2 separate regions of the Homo sapiens genome follow, and region 2 is linked to region 1. The links are chromatin loops, found by intact Hi-C in ENCODE. Cell type or tissue: GM12878. All regions are shown on one strand. Links, peaks and the distances in the headings refer to the core of each region. The heading gives the core; the rest is flanking DNA. Region 1 overlaps SWAP70 (switching B cell complex subunit SWAP70). Region 2 overlaps SWAP70 (switching B cell complex subunit SWAP70).

Region 1 (10,466 bases), core at 7,453-9,952:
GGATGGACATTTAGGTTGCTTCCACATCTTGGCTATTGTGAATTATGCTGTAGTGGGTATAGGTGTGCAAATGTCTCATTAAGGTCCTGTTTGCAGGTCTTTTGGATATATATCCAGACGTGGGATTGCTAGATCATATGGTAGTTCTATTTTTAACTTTTTGAGGAACTTCCACACTGTTTTCCATAGCAGCTGCACCATTTTACAATCCCACCAACAGTGTGCAAGGGTTCGAATTTCTCCACATCCTAACAATAACACTTGTTATTTTCTGGTTTTTTTGATAGTGACCATTCTAACAGGTGTGAGGTGATATCACACTGTGTTTTGATTTGCATTTCCCCAATCATAAGTGATGTTGAGCATCTTCTCATATGCTTGTTGGCTGTTCGTATATATTATTTGGAGACATGTCGAATAATTCCTTTGCCCATTTTAAAATTCGCTTATTTGTTTTTCTGTTATTGAATTGTAGGAGTTCTTCATGTATTCTGTTCTAAACTCCTTGAACTGTTTTCCTACAGGCTATTTCTTAAAATTATGAAGCCCTTTGTGATTTGGTCTTATATTTGCTTTTCCAGCTGTATATCTAGCCATTTCCCCTCAGGAACCCTATGATTCACCACAGAATCCACTTAGAATCACTTCTTGTTCTCAGAGCAAGGCTATCTGCTTTTGTGCACATGTCATTTCCCCTGTGTGGCATATCTTCCACTTAGTGTTTTGTGGGGTGTGGATAGAGTTGGTGGTGGTGGCCTTGGAAATGTTCTGCATAGATGGCATTCATCCCATAGATGGCATTCATCCCATAGATGGCCTCCACCTACTGAGTTCTACAAGCAGTTTGGTATGGTGGGAAGAGCTAGCATTTGAGACAGAGTTGCGCTCTGTCACCCAGACTAGAGTGTGAATTTGTACAGCAGCATGATCACAGCTCACTACAGCCGTGAATTTCTGGGCTCAAATGAGACTCCCACCTCAGCCTCCTGACAAGCTAGGACTATAGGCACAAACCACCATACCCTACTAATTAAAAAATGTTTTTCTTTAAAGACAGGGGTCTCACTATGTTGCCCAGGTTGGATTTTTTTTTCCCCCTCAGACAGAGTCTCACTTTGTCGCCCAGGCTGGAGTGCAGCAGCACAGTCTTGCCTTCATTGCAGCCTCCACCTCCCAGGCTCAAGTGATCCTCCTGCCTCAGTCTCCCGAGTAGCTGGGGCTAAAGGCACATGCCAACATGCTCAGCTAATTAAAAAAAATGTTTTTGGTAGAAATAAGATGTCGCTATATTGCCTATATTGGTCTCGAGCTCCTGGTCTCAAGCAATCCTTCCACCTCAGCCTCCCAAAGCATTGGAATTATAGGCCTGAGCCACCACACCTTGCTGAGCTTGAGTTTAAACTTTGGTTTTGATATTTACTAGCCATGTGAACTTTGTAAATGTACAGTTGACACTTGAACCCACATAGTTGAAAATCCAAGTATAACTTTTTTTTTTGAGACAGAATCTCTCACTTTGTCACCTAGGCTGGCATGTAGTAGTGCGATCTCCCACCAACTTCAGCCTCCCGGGCAGCTAGGACCACAGATGCATGCCACCATGCCTGGCTAATTTTTAGTATTTTTGGTAGAGACAGGGTTTCACCATGTTGCTCAGGCTGATCTCAAACTCCTGAACTCAAGCGATCCACCTGCCTTGGCCTCCTAAAGTGCTGGAATTACAGGCATGAGCCACTGTGCCTGGCTTCCAAGGTTAGCTTTTGACTCCCCCAAAACTTAACTCCTAATAGCCTACTGTTGACTGGAAGGCTTACCAATAATATAAACAGTTGATTAGCACATATTTTAATGTAAAATGTATTATGTGCAGTTATTCTTATGATAAAGTAATCTAGAGAAAAGAAAATGTTATTAAGAAGATCATAAGGAAGAGAAAATGTATTTACTATTCATTCAGTGGAAGTGGATCATTGTAAAGGTCTTTATCCTCATTGTCTTCTTGTTGAGTAGGCTGAGGAAGAGGCGGAAGTTGTTGGTCTTGCTGTCTCAGTGGTGGCAAAGGCAGAAGAAAATCCAGTCCACATTTAAGTGGACCCTCGAAGTTCAAACCTATGTTGTTCAAGGATGCTCAGTTTTTTGGAACCTGTATTTTCTGATCTCTAAAATAGGGGCAATAATTAACCTTATAGGACTAATACAAAATTTAAGTGAGAAATAACATATAAAATGCCTAGCATATAGTAAGTCTTCAAGGTGATAGTGATAAGGCAAAAAAGAAAAGCAGCAGCAATTGCTGCTTCTGCTGCTGCTGCTGCTTTCCCTCCATGGGATCACTTGTATTTGATGGGGCCGTGGGAAATGGTGTTAGACTGAGGCAAGGTACTAAAGGCAGAACACAAAGGAGCTCTTTCTACTCCTGGAGGACTGGTTTGCCAACTACAAATTAAAGTTAGAGATCAGGTGAAACTTCGGCCTGCGGACAGCTGGTGACTTTTTTCATATAGTGAAAAAATGGTTTGTTCATATCTTTCTAAAAAGAAATGCTTCGCTGATGTTATTCTGCTGCCCATGCCTGCCTCCTCCAGTACATCTTCCATGTTATTCCAGGATATGGCTTTTTTTTTTTTAATTTTCAAAAAAAATTTTTTTTTTTTTTATTAAGTGTCTTGCCCTGTCTCCAAGGCTGGAGTGCAGTGGCATGATCATGGCTCACTGCAGCCTTGACCACCTGGGTACAAGCAATCCTTCTGCCTGACCTTCCTGAGTAGCTGGGACCACAGGCATGCACTGTTGTGCTCAGCTAATTTTTAAAATTATTATTTGTACAGACCGGGTCTGTCTCTGTTGCCCAGGCTGGTCTCAAACTCCTGGGCTCAAGGAATCTTTATGCTTTGGCCTCCCAAAGTGCTGAGATTACATAGGCATGAGCCACTGTGCCTGGCCTGTTTTTTATTTTTATTTATTTATTTATTTATTTATTTTTGTATTGTTATACATATTTATTTATGTATTTTTTATTTTTATTTTTTTAAACATTGTTTATATTAATTTAAAAAATAAATAGAAATGAGGTCTTGCTATATTGCCCAGGCTGGTCTCAAACTTCTAGCCTTAAGCAGTTCTCTTGCATCAGCCTCCCATAGTGCTGGGACTACAGGAGTGAGGCACTGCACTGGTGCAGAATGTGGCTTTTAAAATGAAGAGTGTGTCTGTTACTACCTTCAACTCTTTCAGTCCAGATAAAGTCCTAACTCCTTAACATGAATGATAAATCTCCTAATGATCAGTCTTCACCTACCTCACTGGCTTGTCTTTCACTGTGTCCCAAGTAATGGAAATTTGCCTTTTATGTGTGTGTGTGTGTGTCTGTCTGTCTGTCTGTCTAGCATCTGAACTTTTTTCTTACATTTGGGAAATTCTACAGAGTCTTGGTGGGGAACAGGACCTGTCTCACACCTCAAAATCTGGAAAGTTCAGGTACTCATTTTTCCCTGTTCCTTGGCAGCTAGAGCACAGGAATGTGACCCAGGCTCAGCCAGTAGAACTTTGAATCTGCAGTGAGTGACGCAGAAGATCATGGACAGGGGCAGTGGTAGCAGTGGTAATAGTGAGGGTGCTCTCATGTTATACAGGCAGTGGTGTCTTCACCAGACTGTTCCCGTGAGTGGTTCAGCCGCAGTTCTGGCTGCCTGCTCTACCTTGATACCAGCCTAATTTCAGAGCCTAGATTTTTCTAGCCTTTGCGTTAGATCTGTGAGGTTACCCATTGTTTTTCCAATAAATTCCTTTTGTTTTTAAAGGAACCCAAGGTGGTTCCTGTTACTTGCACTTACACGAAGAGCCTTAGTTATACCACCCTCCAGCACCAGGTGCCCCATTCACATTAAATACTCACAGTTCTTCCAAACTAACCATGCTTGCCTCCACTTCGGGGCTTTCTCACATTCTGTTCTACCTGGAATACCCTTTATCCCATTCTTGATCTGTTTGACTCTTGATGCTGCTTGAGAACTCAGCTCTGTTGTCCTGTCACTCTTTCTGCGAATCTTTCCCCAGATGTCAAGATTGTGTTAGCTCCTCAGTGCTCCCACAAAATCCTCTGCTTATCTCTATTACAGTACTTGTCACACTCTGCTGTAATTGTCTTTACATTCCTTGGGAACATAGGCCAGTATTATGTTGAGTATCTTTGTACTGTCTTTGGCAAATAATAATTATGATCTAAATTTTATTTGTCAAATGAGTGAACAATTCTATTGAATTATACACTGTTAAATTATACAGTTATATTAAAATTTATTTGCATATCTGTTTTCCCTAATAAACTGTGAACATTTTAAGAGCACAGACCTAGTTCTTCATCTTTATATCCTTAGTTTATAGGATATAAAAGTGCCTCCCAGCACTGTGGGAGGCTGATGCAAGAGAACTGCTTAAGGCTAGGAGTTTGAGACCAGCCTGGGCAATATAGCAAGACCTCATCTCTATTTATTTTTTAAATTAATTAAACAATGTTAAAAAATAAAAACAAAAAATAGGCCAGGCACAGTGGCTCATGCCTATCTAATCTCAGTACTTGGCTCGTAGTAGATGCTGAGGAAACACTGGATACGTGAACAAATGAATGAATGGCAGGATTGTTGTTTTAGAATTTCAGTTAAATAGTTTTCCCCAAAAGAAGGTATCTTCTTCCTTTTTTTTTTTTTTTTTTTTGAGATAGAGTTTCGCTCTTGTTGCCCAGGCTGGAGTGCAATGGCGTGATCTCAGCTCACTGCAACCTCCGCCTCCCGGGTTCAGGCATGCGCCACCACGCCCGGCTAATTTTTGTATTTTTACTAGAGATGGGGTTTCTCCATGTTTGTCAGGTTGGTCTCAAACTCCTGACCTCAGGTGATCCGCCTGCCTCGGCCTCCCAGAGTGCTGGGATTACAGGCATGGGCCACCATGCCCAGCCTCTTCTTTGACCGTGTATGTAAAGATAATGTACCTGTACTTGGCTCATACTGAGTAATTGACATTCTCAGTTTCTTCCATGTGCTAGGATTGGTAGCCTGTTTATTAATAGGAAGATAGTGTATGCACATGAAACTGTAACTATTTGAGAGGTCAGTGCTAGGATTGGTAGTCTGTTTATTAATAGGAAGATAGTGTGTACACATGAAACGGTAACTATTTGAGAGGTCAGTATTTTATGTGCCAAGGGAGTGATATGGACAGATGTTGGTTCAGTGTCATGCTAAATGTAACATCTTAATTGAGCCACTGAAAGTGTAATACCTAAAGCAAATATGTAGGATATGGCTGTTGGTTAATTGGATTGATTAAAATGGGAGCCAAAGGAGGCTTTGTCTTTCTATTTTACTTGCCTTAGATACTGCTTATATCGGACTGATTTGTTGGAGTTTTTCCTTATTCCTTTTTAGGTCCAAGACAACTTTGACAAGATTGAATTCAATAGGATGTGTTGGACCCTCTGTGTCAAAAAAAACCTCACAAAGAATCCCCTGCTCATTACAGAAGAAGATGCATTTAAAATATGGGTTATTTTCAACTTTTTATCTGAGGACAAGTATCCATTAATTATTGTGTCAGAAGAGGTAAGGTGTGGCTTGGGGAGTTTTTACTTGGTCATTTTAGCATTTAATAGACCTGGCTTGGTATTTTTTCTGTTAATTCAGCATAGATATGGAAGGAGATCCTTGGCTAGTGTTTTTGGATCAGAGGCAAAGCAGCCTGAGTATAGAAAAGCTCCAAATATAGTAATTTGGGGCATGTAATACCCCTGGAGATTTACAGGGAAAGTGGGTTTCTTCTTCTCTAAATGGCTATGATGATAAGTGAATCTATCCTCACGTCCAAAGAGTATTCTGTACAAGTCACAACATAATTTTCATACTACTTGCATATTGACAAAACGTAACTGGCTGAGTGCTGGTATACATGGGAAACACATGAGATCCAGAATGTTGTTTTCAGGGCTGTTTTGTGTGAGTAAATACTATTCTTGTTTCAAAGTCCAGGGTGATGACTTTCCATACCTTTCAAAGTAAAAGAAAGAGAATGCTTGCTTTGTTATTTTCCCTAAACTTCCAAAGGAAAAAAATAATAGGAGTAAGGCTTCTGTGCTATCTAACTGTCCTAAAAAGTGACACATGTTAATACATGGTTATTACAGTAGAAAATTCAGAAAAGATTAATATACACAATTAAAATCAGCTGTAGTCCCCACACTTTAAAAAAAAGTCATCTATAATCCCTTAACCTTGGACAAATTATTTAACCTGCAAGTCTTCATTTTCTCATCTGTGAAATAAAGCCAATTACAATGTTTAGTCTAAGGGTTGTGAAATTCTGCATTTAAAGGGTTTAGTTTAATGCCTGGCACATAGTATGTACTCAGTAACTCTTAAGACTACTCTTATTACATGCATTTTTGCATACTAGTCTGATTATTTTCTTTGAATAAACTTCCAGCAGTGGAATTCTGAGTCTTAAGAAATGCACACTTTCAGGGTATTAGATGAACAAGGCAAAGTTGCCCTTCAGAAAGGCTGTACCAAGGCATTAAAGGGTGGGAAGGATTTTGGCCAATAGTGAAGGCAGAGGAGAATTCTGGATGGAAGCAACAGTAGGCAGTGTTTTATGAGTCAGGAAAGCAAAGGGCATGTTCTAAAAGGAGTGAGGGAGGTATCCAGCTTGACTGAGTTGCCAGTCAGGATGCTTACTTAGAAACAGCCACACTGGCTGATTCAAGCCAAAAGGGGATTTTTTTTTTTTTTTTTTTTTTGAGACAGAGTTTCGCTCTTATTGCCCAGGCTGTAGTGCAATGGCGCAATCTCGGCTTATTGCAGCCTCCACCTCCCAGGTTCAAATGATTCTGCACCCCGCGGAGTAGCTGTGATTACAGGTGCCTGCCACCACACCTGCCTTTTTTTTTTTTTTTTTTTTAAGAAACGGGGTCTTACTCTGTTGCCCTGGCTGGAGTGCAGTGGTGCAATCATGGCTCACTGCAGCCTCAACCTCCTGGGCTCAGGGGATCCTCCTGTCTCAGCCTACTGAGTAGCTGGGACTACAGGTGTACATCACCACACTCAGCTAATTAAAAAAAATTTTTTTTGCAGTGATGGGGTCTTGCCATGTTGCCCAGCCTGGTATCAAACTCCTGGCCTCAAGTGATCCCTTTACCTCAGCCTCCCACAGTGCTGGGATTACAGGCATGAGCTACTGTGCAGGGCCTAAAAGGGAATTTTTTAAAAGTATGCTGGATAGCTTACAGAATCATCATGATGGCTTAAAAAACAGGTGTGGAGGCTATGCAATTTGGTCTGTCCTATTTACTGTACTGGCCACTCCATGAGGAACAACAAGGAAAATGCTGCTCCCACCAGAGGATGGGTGTTGCACTTATACCATGGAACACATCTGGTCCTGGACACTGATTGCTGCCTGTATTAGTCCATTTTCATGCTGCTGATAAAGACATACCCAAGACTGGGCAATTTATATAAGAAAGAGGTTTAATGAACTTACAGTTCCACATGGCTGGGGAGGGCTTACAATCATGGCAGAAGGTGAAAGCATGTCTCACATGGTGGCAGACAAGAGAAGAGAGCTTGTGCAGGGAAACTCTCCTTTATAAAGCCATCAGATCTCATGAGACTTATTCGCTATTACGAGAACAGCACGGGAAAGACCTGCCCCCATGATTCAGTTACCTCCCACCAGGTCCCTCTCACAACACCTGGGAATTCAAGGTGAGATTTGGGTAGGGACACAGCCAAACCATATCACTGCCCCAGAACTCAACTTTTCCTGGAACTGTTCTTCCTATGAGGGAGAGTTCTCCATAGTGCCCACTTCCCAATTATCATCAGGGCATGATGTATCTAATTGGCATGGCCTAGGTCAGGCACTGTGCACTAGCTGCAACGGAGTCTTGGAAAGGATACATTTGCATTTTCAGCTTCTACATTGGCAGGTAGGGATTTCCCCAGACATAAGAAAAGGGTTAAATGCTGGGCAGTCAAAAAAGAATGATACATGTCCTTTCTTACTGGAACATGATGGCTGTGAAGAAGATAGGCGGTAGATGAAGCTGGAGAGTTTTGACTTTATCCTGTAGGCAGTGTGGAAAGATGAGCCACTGATGATTTTTGAGGAAGAGAGTGATAGGTGAATAGATGAAATATGGAGACATGGGAGGTGAGAAGTTGAGAGAAGCTAAGTGGCATTGAGGACTAAAATACAGCGAGAATGGAAAAGAAGGCCAGATGGGAAGAACCTAGAGGTCACAGGACCAAGCATATAGTGCCTGGCTGTGGGGAAGCAGAGACAAGTTTCAGGCCTGGGCAACTGGGGAATAATATAGTATATTTGTTTAAAGCATAGTCTCTGAAATCAGACTGACTGGTTTGAAACCCACCTCTACCACTTATTAGCTTTGTGACAAATTACTCACTCTCTCTGTTTGGGGTTCCCCATCTGTAAAATGGGGATAACTACTTTCTTCATTGGACTCTGTGAGGATTGAAAAAGTTGATGTATGTGAAACATTTATTAAAGTGCCTGGACCCATGGTAGCTGCTCACTAAAAGGGGTGTGTGTGAATGAATGGTAGGATGATGAACAAATCTGGGACATATTGCATGGTGGTGGGTTTGGTACATTTGGGATTTTAGGTGGAACATCCTTGTGGAGCTGTGCACTAGAAGTGTTTATCTACAGCTTGTGAGAGGCCAGGGCTGGAGACAGAGGTGGGGAAACCACAAGAGTAGGTTAGATCAGGGAGGAAGACTGTAGTTGGAGACATGAGTGCCAAGGACGGAACCTTGGGACCATTTCTGTAGCAGAAAGAGGAAGTCGATTTGGCAAAGGAAGCTGAATTGAACACGCTATGAGGTAGGAGAACTGAGAGAGTGCTGAGTCATAGATGTCTAAGAAACACAAAGTTTTAAGAAGCACAGAAGTAGTTACTGGCATTAGATGCTATGGAAAAATTAGACAATGGTAAGTGAGAAGTTGCCCTTGGATTTAACAATTAGGTGCTCGCTGGTGATCAAGGAGAAGGCAGTTTCGCTGTAGTGGTGGGAACAGTTTCTTAGTGCTTAATAACAATGATGTAATCGTGTATGTATGTTAAAAAGGAAATGAAAAATAAAACATGCTATGAAATTTTTGTCCAAGGAAATTGTCTAGCTTAATACAGAGGTGTATAGAAGGGAATGTCTGTAGAAAAGAATATCCCAGTGGTGGTTTTAAAACCTAGCTGCTGCTTGAAAGAATTGTGCAAATAAAATTTACAGTATTTTAGGCTAAGTGTGCTGGCTCAAGCCTATAATCCCAGCACTTTGGGAGGCTGAGGCGGGCAGATCGCTTGAGCTCATGAGTTCAAGACTAGCCTGGGCAACATGGTGAAACCCTGTGTCTACAAAAAAATACAAAAATTAGCTGGGCATGGTGGTGTGCACCTGTTGTCCCAGCCACTTGGGAGGCTTAGGTGGGAGGATGGCTTGAGTCTGAAAGGGTGGTTTGAGCCTGGGAGGTGGAGCTTGCAGTGAGCAGAGAGTGGCATCATGCCACTGCATTGTAGCCTGGGAGATAGAGCCAGACCTTGTCTCAAAAAAAAAAAAAAAAAATTACAGTATTTTAAAACATTTTGTAGTTATACTGTGTTCCACAATTAATTGTGTTTTCTTTGAAAAACTGGATGTGGGGTGGGTCTCTTACCCTTGATGTTTTGTTTTTTTCCATCACTAAAATATTTGGTGGACTTGAAAGTGACCTTGTCCTGATTTCAGAATTAGAAATTAGTGAGTGTTTTTATTGCCTTAGGCAGCACTTGCTTAATGTGGATGACATGTCAATGGCATTAAATCACCATTGAGCCACAGGCTGTGAAGGGAGCCAGTCAGCATCAGTTTTCTGACTATTGTGCCTAAGAAACTCAAAAGATTTGTGCTGCAGGCATCCCGAAGGATTGGGACCCACATGGGCCTTGATGTGCGTTTCTGTAGGCCAGAGCCCAGCCAAGGCTCCTGGCATGTTTTTCTTCACCTTTGCAGGCTAACAGAAATGTCTTGATTCTCTTTCAAATCAAGTTAATCTCATTTGAGAAGTGAACAGCCTTTCTTTGATTTGTTAGAATAGCCAGGCAGCATACCTTGTCATGTTACTGTTTGGACTCACTCTGTGCTTTGACAGCTTTTACTCTCTCATCATTTCTTCTGGTTAGAAGTAGAATTTGAGTTAGTTTTATAGATTTTCCTCTGGGGCCAGGAGTGCTTGTGTGGGGAAAGAAGGGATCATTGGAGTAGATTTATGTGAGATTGCTTTGTCTAGCTGCTGAATTACCCTCCTGAGGTTAATCACATGGATTTGTATTTATGAAGCTCTTAGCCTATCACCTGGCCTTTGACCAAGCACTGCAAACTCAAGGTTATGCTATATTATGAAAAATACATTCTCTG
Region 2 (10,466 bases), core at 1,302-3,801, 49 kb before region 1:
GCGTCTTTTAAGTTTGGAACTAGTGGACGGGGTGTACTGTGTCCCACAGGGACCTTAGTTCCGGGTGAGGAGCGCTGATCTTTCTGGCACCCTGCAAAAGCGACTGCTTTTTCAGAGTCGTTATTGTGACTGCCGGAGACCCTAGAGTATAGGGTATAAATAAAGGGATGCTTGTAAATTGAGTAACCCCAAGCAGCGAAATTGGCATTAAGCCAGCAGAAATTGGCAGCTTCTTCAAAGTAAAAAAATATAGAAACAGACAAGAAAAGCTATTCATAGGCATTTAAAAATATACATATTTTAGATCCGAATGTCCGGTTTTCTTAGCCCCTTCTGGGAATAAATTCTGAAGATTGGGTTTGTTTTGTATATTTTTGTACAGTAATCCCGTTCTTCTGAGTAGTGGCTTTTATGCCAGTAGGACTTAACATTCTCCTTGTCTTCCTTTTGCCTCTCCTTTCTTTTTCTCACTGATAGAATCATAGTCTGGAAGGGTCCATGGAGATCATCCACGTAATTTTTATTTTACTTCATTTTTAAATATTAACATACAGTAAAATTGACTTTTGGTGTACAGTTCTATAAATTTCAACATATGTATAGATTTATATAACTATCACCACAACCATGGCTTCCTCAGTTCCATCATCCTAAAAAACTCCCTGATGTTGCCCTGCCTCCACCCCAACTGTCGGCAACCATTGATCTTTCCTAATTGCTATAGTTTTACCTTTTCCGAAGTGCCATGTAAATGGAGTCATATAGTTTGTAACTGTTGAAACTGATTTCTTTTACCCAGCATAATGCCTTAGAGATTAATCCATTTTGTTGTGTGTACCAATAATTTTTTAAATTGCTAAGTAATATTCTATTGCATGGATGTATGGTAGTTTTTAGCCATGCATCTGTGAGAATTTGTGTTATTTCCAGTTCGGGGGAGTTATGAGTAGGTCTACATTTTACTTTTATTTTTACTTTTAACTTACCTATGCCATTTTATTTAAAGTAAGTTTTTAATAAATAGATGTAGCTGGGTCTTTTTTTTTATTCATTCTGACAATCTCTGTCTTTTAATTGGTATATTTAGGCCATTTACATTTAATGTAATTATTGATATGGTTTGATTTAGGGCTACCATTTTATTATAATTTGGTTTCTGCTTTTTTTTTTTCCTCTCTTTTTCTTCCATCTTTGGGATTATTTGAATATGCTTTAGTTTTTTGTTTTTTTTTTTTCTGAGACACAGTCTTGCCCTGTTGCCCAGGCTGGAGTGCGGTGGTGTGATCTCGGCTCACTGCAACGTCTGTCTCCTAGGTTCTAGAGATTCTCGTGCCTCAGCCTCCCAAGTAGCTGGGATTGCAGGTGTGCGTCACCACACCTAGCTAATTTTTGTATTTTTAGTAGAAACGGGGTTTCACCATGTTGGCCAGGCTGGTCTTGAACTCCTGAGCTCAGGTGATCTGCCCTCCTTGGTTTCATGAAGTGCTAGGATTACAAGTGTGACCCACTGTGCCTGGCCAATATTTCATTTTAATAGAGTTTTTTACTATATTTCTTCATGTAGGTTTTTTTAGTACTTGCTCTAGGAGTTAGAATATCCATCCCTAACTTTTCATAGTGTACTTAGAGTTAATATTTTACCACTTTAAGGAGAATGTAGAAAACTTATCACCATATAGGTCCCTTTACTCTCACTGCTTTATGTTGTAATTGTCATATTTATTAATCTACATACATTGAAATCCCCATCAGACAATATTAAATTTTTTGCTTTCAACCATCATTTCTCTTTTAAAGATCTTAAGAGGAGAAGAAAATTTTATTCTTTTTTTCCAGATATTCCCAGATGACCTCTTAATTTTTTTTTTTTTTTTTTGAGCCGGAGTTGCGCTCTGTCACCCAGGCTAGAGTGCAGTGGTGTGATCTCGGCTCACTGCAACCTCTGCCTCCCGGGTTCAAGCGATTCTCCTGCCTCAGCCTTCTGAGTAGCTGGGACTACAGACACGTGCCACCAAGCCTGGCTAATTTTTGTATTTTTAGTAGAGATGGGGTTTCACCATATTGGCCAGGGTGGTCTCAAACTCCTGACCTCGTGATCTGCCCGCCTTGGCCCTGCAAAGTGCTGGGACTACAGGTGCCCGCTGCCATGCCTGACTAATTTTTTTGTGTGTATGTTTTAGTAGAGACGGGGTTTCATTGTATTGCCCAGGCTGGTCTCGAACTCCTGAGCTCAGGCAATTTAACCAACTTGGCCTCCAGAAGTGCTAGGATTACAGGTGTGAGCAACTGCAATGATATGTTTAGTGATTTGTCCAAAGTCACAGTTGTAAGTAGTAGCTAATCTAGAACCAAGATTTTCACACTTCTGTGTGTGTGTGTGTGTGAGAGAGAGAGAGAGAGAGAGAGACAGGGTCTTGCTGTGTCACCCAGGCTGGAGTGCAGTTGCACTATCTTGGCTCACTGCAACCTCCACTTCCTGGCTCAAGCGATCCTCCAGCCTCCACCTCCCAAGTAGCTAGGCTCACAGGCATGAGCCACCATGCTCAGTTCATTTTTGTATTTTTTTGTAGACATAGGGTTTTGTCATGTTGTCCAGGCTGGTGTTGAACTCCTGAGCTCAAAGACATCCGCCCGCCTTGGCCTTCTAAAGTGCTGGTATTCAGATATGAGCCACCTTGTCCAGACAACTCTTTATAATTCTTTTTCTCTTTTTTTGGAGACAAGGTCTTTTTGTCGCCCAGGCTGGAATGCGGTGGCGCGATCATGGCTCAATGCAGCCTCAACCTCCTGGGCTCAAGCAGTCCTCCCACTTCAGACTCCCACGTAGATGGGACTACAGGCACAGGCCACTATGCCCAGCTAATGTTTGTACTTATGTAGAGATGGAGTTTTGCCATTTGCCCAGGCTGGTCTTGAATTCCTGAGCTCAGACTATATGCCTGCCTCAGCCTCTCAAAATGCTGGGATTACAGGCACGAGCCACTGCACCCATCCTATTTTCACACTTTATTACTATTACTGTTGTATTTTTTATTTTTTTGAGACGGAGTGTCGCTTTATCACCCAGGCTGGAGTGCAGTGGTGCGATCTTGGCTCACTGCAACCTCTGCTTCCTGGGTTCAAGCGATTCTCCTGCCTCAGCCTCCCAAATAGCTGGGATTACAGGTGCCCACTACCACACCTGGCTAATTTTTGTATTTTTAGTAGAGATGGGGTTTCACCATGTTGGCTGGGCTCATCTCAAACTCCTGACCTCAGGTGATCCACCCGCCTTGGCCTCCCAAAGCATTGGGATTATAGGCGTGAGCCACCATGCCTGGCCTATTTTCACACTTTAAAGCCAATGGTTTCTTCATTTTCTTCTCTTCCAATTGACGGCATAAATGAGATTTTTTGGATTACTTTGATGATACTTTATTCAAAATTGTCTTTATGGCTGCTTATAGGAAAAGCGTCTTGGCAGGAAATGTTAAATCCCAGTTCATAGATTTCACCCACAGTATGTTGATAATGCAACTGTGCAATTGTATTTTGTCTCTCTCTTGTCTGTATGAGACTTTGGGATTGGTTCAGTTCTGTTCATCTTGCCAGTGTTCGTAGAATTGAAAATATTTAAACATTTTTATTTAGGTCTCCTTTTGTGTTTGACCCTAGTTCTGTGTTCTGTTGGCTGGGAGTAGAGTTTTTGCCTTAATTTGTTGATTGATTCATTCACTCATACAGTAACCTTCTGTAAGTCTACTATGTGTAAGGTACCATGCTAATTTAGTCAGAAGATTAGTATTTTTAGGCTCTTAAGAGTTAATATCTCCTTGGAGGAAATGTCAAATAATTGATTTGTTAAACAGCAGACTAATAATTATGTATCCAAAATGATGGTTAAAATGTATTGCTTTGGAAAGCTATATGGGTATTCTAAAATATTTTTGATACTTGCCTTTTTGAGTTATCTTCACAACTTTTGACACAGAGAATGGATATATTCACTAGATAAGGGATATGGTGGTGAAAGGCAGAGAAAAAAGAAACAAATATGAATCTTTGCCTTCAAAGAGTTTAAACTTTGGTAGGCAAATTAAAAGGCTAAATGACCATTAAAGAAGGCACACTCTCTCTCTCCAGATAGAGATTATATTACTCAGACAATTACTGATCCTTAAAAAACATAAAGTCTGGTGGTGAAGGTAACAAACAGAAATATTGGGTTAAAGATACTGAGTGTGACAGAAGATATGGAGCCATGAGATTTTAAAGGAAGAAGCGATTTCTTCTCACTGGTGTGATTGCTTTATGAAAAAAGCTTCTTTGAAATGAACTCCGAAGGAAGTTAGGATGTGATTATGTAGGAATGGGGGAAGATTAAGCCCATTCTATTAATTAATTAATTACTTAGTTTTTTGAGACGGAGTCTTGCTCTGTTGCCCAGGGTTGAGTACAGTGGCAACCTCCACCTCCCTGGTTCAAGAGATTCTTCTGCTTCAGCTTCCCAAGTAGCTGGGACTACAGATGTGCACCACCATGTCTCGCTAATTTTTGTATTTTTAGTGGAGACAGGGTTTCACCATGTTGGCCAGGCTGGTCTCAAACTCCTGACCTCAAGTGATCCACCTGCCTCGGTCACCCAAAGTGCTGGGATTATGGGCATGAGCGACCACGCCCAGCCTAATTTATTTATTTAATGGATAGTTATTGATTGCTGTTATCCCTAGGGAACACTGATCTACTGCAAGAGATGGGAATGAATCAGGTATTTATGGGGACTTCTGTGTAACTTACTTTGATTGGAGTGTAGAACATACACATATGTGTTCCTGTGTGTGTATGAGAGAGAGTTATTGCTGGTGATAAAGCTACAGAAATAGATTGGGGTTAATGCATAGAAAGCTTTGATTGCCACACAAATTAGGTGTATGCCAGGGGCCCCCCAGGTTTTCAGAGAATGATGAGTTGTGATCAGAATTGCACTTTAGAAAGTTACTTGCCAGGTGCGGTGCCTCACACCTGTAATCCCAGCACTTTGGGAGGCTGAAGTGAGTGGATCATCTGAGGTCAGGAGTTCAAGACTAGTGTGGCCAACGTGGCAAAACCCTGTCTCTACTAAAAATATAAAAATTAGCTGGGTGTGGTGGCACGCACCTGTAGTCCCAGCTACTTGGGAGCTGAGGCAGGAGAATCACTTGAACCTGGGAGGCGGAGGTTGCAGTGAGCCGATATCTCACCCTGTACTCCAGCTGGGGCGACATAGCAGATGTGCTGGCTAGAGTGGATTGGGAAGATAACAGAAACCATTGCAATAGCCCCGATAAGAGGTAATAGGGACTAGAGACAGTGAAGATGGACAAGAGGGAAATGGTGGGTCAAGGTATGAGCCTTGACCCATGATTGGGTGGGAGGAGGACGGGAAAGGACAGATTCAGAAATGTCTCAGATGTCAACTACAGTTGACCAGATGTGTAGTAGTGGTTTTGATTTTTTTAAATAATGGTTTTTAATAGAAGTGGGTTTTAAAAGAAATGGAAAAGCCACAAGAAGGAGCTGTTTATGCAGTGATGCAGTTTTGAACACGAAAAGTTTTTTTTTGTTTTATTTATTTATTTTTTTGAGGTCCTTGATGGGTGTATGTTCAGCTGGAGATGATATTCCTGGGAAAATTTGGGGTTGTCAGTAAGGAATTTGGTAGTTGAAGCTTGGAAAAAGAGGAGAAAAGAGCCATTGACAGTCTTGGGGAATGGCTATGGTAGATGATGAGAGGAACAAGAAAAGCAGAGGACCAGAAATCAGAGATAAGAACCCCTTTGGGGCAACGCTGGAGCTGAGGGAGAAAACTTTTAAGGAAAACATGGTCTCATACCTTTGAGAGTTAATTTTTTATTATTATTTTTATTTTCATTTATTTATTTTTTCTGAGGCGGAGTCTTGCTCTATCACCCAGGCTGGAGCACAGTGGGGCCATCTCGGCTCACTGCAACCTTCACCTCCTGGGTTCACGCCATTCTCCTGCCTCAGCCTCCCGAGTAGCTGGGATTACAGGTGCCTGCCACCACACCTGGCTAATTTTTTATATTTTTAGTAGAGACGGGGTTTCACCATGTTAGCCAGGCTGGTCTCGAACTCCTGACCTTGTGATCCACCCACCTCGGCCTCCCAAAGTGCTGGGAGTACAGGCGTGAGCCACCATGCCCGGCCTATTATTGTTTTTTATATATACAAATATAAATATAAATATATATAAATATATAAATATAAAAATATATATAAATATATTTATAAATATAAATATAAAAATATATAAAATATATTTATAAATATAAATATAAAAATATATAAAATATATTTATAAATATAAATATAAAAATATATAAAATATATTTATAAATATAAATATAAAAATATATAAAATATATTTATAAATATAAATATAAAAATATATAAAATATATTTATAAATATAAATATAAAAATATATAAATATATTTAAAAATATAAATATATAAATAAAATAAAATAAAAATAAAAATATATAAATATATATAAATATATAAAAATATATTTATAAATATATATATAAATATATAAAAATATATTTATAAATATATATATAAATATATAAAAGTATATTTATAAATATATATATAAATATATATAAATATATATATAAATATATAAATATATAGAAATATATAGAAATATATATAAATATATTTATATAGAAATATATTTCTATATATAAATATATTTATATAGAAATATATTTCTATATAAATATATAAATATTTCTATATAAATATATTTCTATATAAATATATATAAATAGAAATATATAAATATATTTCTATGTATACATAGAAATATATAAATATATTTCTATGTATACATAGAAATATAAATATATAAATATATAATATAAATATAATATATTATTATTTATAAATATATATAAATATAAATATATAAATATATAATATAATAATATATAATATATAAAATAAATAAATTATATTTATAATTTAAATATAATTTTAATTTAATTTAATTATTAAATATAATAATTATAATATAATTATATTTTATAATATATTTTATAATATATAATATATTTTATATGTTATATATTTTTCTATATTTTATATAATATATAAAATATATATTTTAATAATATATATTTTAATAATATATTTTATATAATATATTTTATAGTATAAAATATATAATTAAATAATAATTTAAATATAATTATAATATAATATAATTTAAATGTAATTTAAATATAATTTAAAATAATATTTATAAATAATATATTTAAATATATATATACATATATGTGTGTGTCTATATATATATATATATATATATATATATATATGATTGTAAAGTAATCAGGTTGGTTCTTCCTTTCCATGTCCCATAAACTTCATATTTCTTCTCTAAAGATAAATTATGAAAAGCTTGGAATATTGACATCATCTTTGGAATAAATGTATTTTTTACTTATTTTAAAAAATTTATTTATTTATTTTGAGACAGGGTCTCACTCTGTCACTCAGGCTGGAGTGCAGTGGCACGATCATAGCTCACCATACCCATGACCTCCATGCTGAAGTGATCCTCCCACCTCAGCCTCCTGAGTAGCTGGGACTACGGGTGTATGCCACCACACCTGGCTAATTTTTTTTTTTTTTTTTTTTTTTTGTAGAGACAGGGTCTCACTTTGCTGCTTAGGCTGGTCTCAAACTCCTGGGCTCAAGCAGTCCATCCACCTACAAGTGTTAGGATTACAGGTATGAGCCACCACATCCAGCCTGTATCTTTCATTTTTAAGAAGATTACTTTGTAGAATGGTATTCGTTTAGATAAATGTGCTTGAGTCATTGCTATAATTAGTAAATATTGGCCTTGAGGGCCCCCAGTGTAGTACAGACAAAGCTTATTTATATACCTAATTTTTAACAAATAGCATATTATTAAGTAAAAGAAAAATGATCCAAGTAAATTTTGAAGCAAAATCTGAAGAAAAATTAACAACATAATTAGATATCATTTTAATAGTATGTCAGTGGAAACAACACACAAACTGTTTTTTTCTCTGCTCTCACACCACAATAACAATCAACACAGAAGATTTCTGGTGACCAAATGTGTGGAGGTTTCTCCCCACACACCAAGTAAGCAATCAGTTCTGCAGTGGACACCAGCTGGGTATCCTCCAGTTCAATTCCAACACTATCTACCTGGAGACAGTGTCAGATCCCACAGAGTGTCAGATCGCACAGTTTGAGGGCTCAGTCCCACAAGACGGTCCTCCTCCTTCCTACCAGTTGCAAATCTGGGCCTCTGGAACTTCTGATGGACCAGCTTCAAGTTGGGTTCTCCGTGACCCCGTCTTTGGGTTCAATTACTTTGCTAGAGTGGCTCACAGAACTTAGGGTGACATGTTTACTGATTTATTACAGAATATATTTTAAAGGATACAAATAGACAGATGAAGAGAGACACAGGGCGAGGAACTTCTATCCTCATGGAGTTGGGGTGCACTGCCCTCCTGGTACATGAATGAGTTCTCATTAACCTTCCTTTAAGCCTCTACATGTTCAGCTCTCTGGGAGCTCCTCAAACCCTGTCCTCTTCCGTCTCTTATGGAGACTTTATTGGATAGTCATGATTAAAGTACAGACAACCATGTAGAAATGTGATTAGACAAAAAAGGGTATGATCTAATATTAATAGACTGAGTGGGAAAATCCAGCAAGGATTGTCTGTTCAGATTCTTCTTGGTCTCTCTGTGTAGCTTTCCTTCCTCCAGGGTATGGGGGAGGACCCCTTCTGAAATGAAGGTCTTGTGGCCTTCAATTAGACAAGGAAGGTCAGAGAATTTCTTTATGGCCAGCTCCAAGATAGAAAGGTTGGGGGAGATGAGATTATATTTTTAGTTTCTACGGCCTGCCTTGGGGAGAAAAAGGAGCAGGCGAAAAAAGGGCAGAAGGTCAGAGAGAGAGAGAGAGATTTGTTTTCTTTTTTCATTGATTTATTTGTTTGTTTGTTTGTTTGTTTGTTTGAGATGGAATCCCGCTCTGTCGCCCAGGCTGGAGTGCAATGGCATGATCTTGGCTCACTGCAACCTCTGCCTCCTGGGTTCAAGCGATTCTCCTACCTCAGCCTCCCAAGTAGCTGGGGTTACAGGTGTATGCCACCATACCCGGCTAATTTTTGTATTTTTTAGTAGAGACCGAGTTTCGCCGTGTTGGCCAGGCTGGTCTCAAACTCCTGACCTCAAGTGATCTGCCCACCTCGGCCTCCCAAAGTGCTGGGATTACAGGTGTGAGCCACTGCACCTGGCTGAGATTCTGTTTTCTGAGACCTGCTTCTGAGGCCTAAAGCACCCCAACATTATAACAAGGGCTATGGCGTTATGAGCCAGGGACCATGGATGAAAACCTATATATATTTATCTATGTATATCTCTGTCTCATAATATCACATGTTGCAGACAGACTTTTGTCAAACTTATCAATAAAATCGAACTATAGAACACAGATTTAAAAAAAACCCTTGGGAAGCTGGGTGCAGTGGCTCATGACTATAATCCCAGAACTTTGGAAAGCTGAGGCAGGAGGATTGCTTGAAGCCAGGAGTTTGAAAACAGCCTGGAAAATATAGTGAGACTTTATCTCTACAAAAAATTTAAAAATTAGCTGGACATGGTGGTGGGCACCTGTGGTCCCAGCTACTCAGGAGGAGGAGGTTTCAGTGAGCTGAGATAGTGCCACTGTATTGCAGCCTGGGTGACAGAGCAAGACTTTGTCTCAAAAATAAATAAATAGGCTGGGTGCGGTGGCTCATGCCTGTAATCCCAGCACTTTGGGAGGCCGAGGTGGGCGGATCACGAGGTCAGGAGATGGAGACCATCCTGGCTAACACGGTGAAACCCCTTCTCTACCAAAAATACAAAAAAAGAAATTAGCTGGGCGTGGTGGCGGGCGGCTGTAGTCCCAGCTACTCGGGAGGCTGAGGCAGGAGAATGGTGTGAACCCGGGAGGCAGAGCTTGCAGTGAGCGGAGATTATGCCACTGCCCTCCAGCCTGGGCGACAGAGCGAGACTCCGTCTCAAAAAAAAAAAAAAAATTTTAAATTTAAAAAATAGAAGCCACTCCTAGGCCAGGTGCAGTGGCTCATGCCTGTAATACTAGCACTTTTGGAGATTGAGGCAAATGGATCACTTGAACCCAGGAGTTTGAGACCAGCCTTTGCAACATAGTAAGACAAGAAATTTAAAAAGTTAGAGAGGTATGGTGGCACACGCCTGTAGTCCAAGTTCCTTCTGTAGCTGAGACAGGAGATGGCCTGAACTCAGGAGATGGAGGCTGGAGTGAGCTATGATTGTGCCACTGCACTCCAGCCTGGGAAACAGAGTGAGACCCTGTATCCAAAGAAAAAGAAAGAAAGAAACAGAGAGGGAGCGAGAGAGAGAGA

The links. Peaks named below come from ENCODE experiments on the same cell type or tissue, not always from the same donor. Only the 100,000 strongest peaks of a DNase experiment are listed, where the experiment ranks them.
Region 2: it touches region 1 in a loop (2.2-fold over the local background); 12 of 110 quality-filtered maps call a loop at or near these places.

The regions. Positions count from the first base shown.
Region 1 is chr11:9,708,043-9,718,508 of GRCh38, forward strand. It overlaps SWAP70 (switching B cell complex subunit SWAP70), which reads left to right. Exons shown (of 12, transcript NM_015055.4): 3 at 5,424-5,597. Among named protein-coding and RNA genes, the nearest start is that of SBF2-AS1, 45 kb to the right of the region's middle. RefSeq lists an enhancer at 3,642-4,142. In GM12878, for the core only: no CTCF peak of the experiment used is centred there; a DNase peak (open chromatin) is centred at 8,869; H3K27ac peaks cover 2,144 bases.
Region 2 is chr11:9,664,867-9,675,332 of GRCh38, forward strand. The region is part of intron 1 of SWAP70 (switching B cell complex subunit SWAP70); the gene reads left to right. Among named protein-coding and RNA genes, the nearest start is that of SWAP70, 6.0 kb to the left of the region's middle. In GM12878, for the core only: no CTCF peak of the experiment used is centred there; no DNase peak of the experiment used is centred there; H3K4me3 peaks cover 2,500 bases; H3K27ac peaks cover 2,115 bases.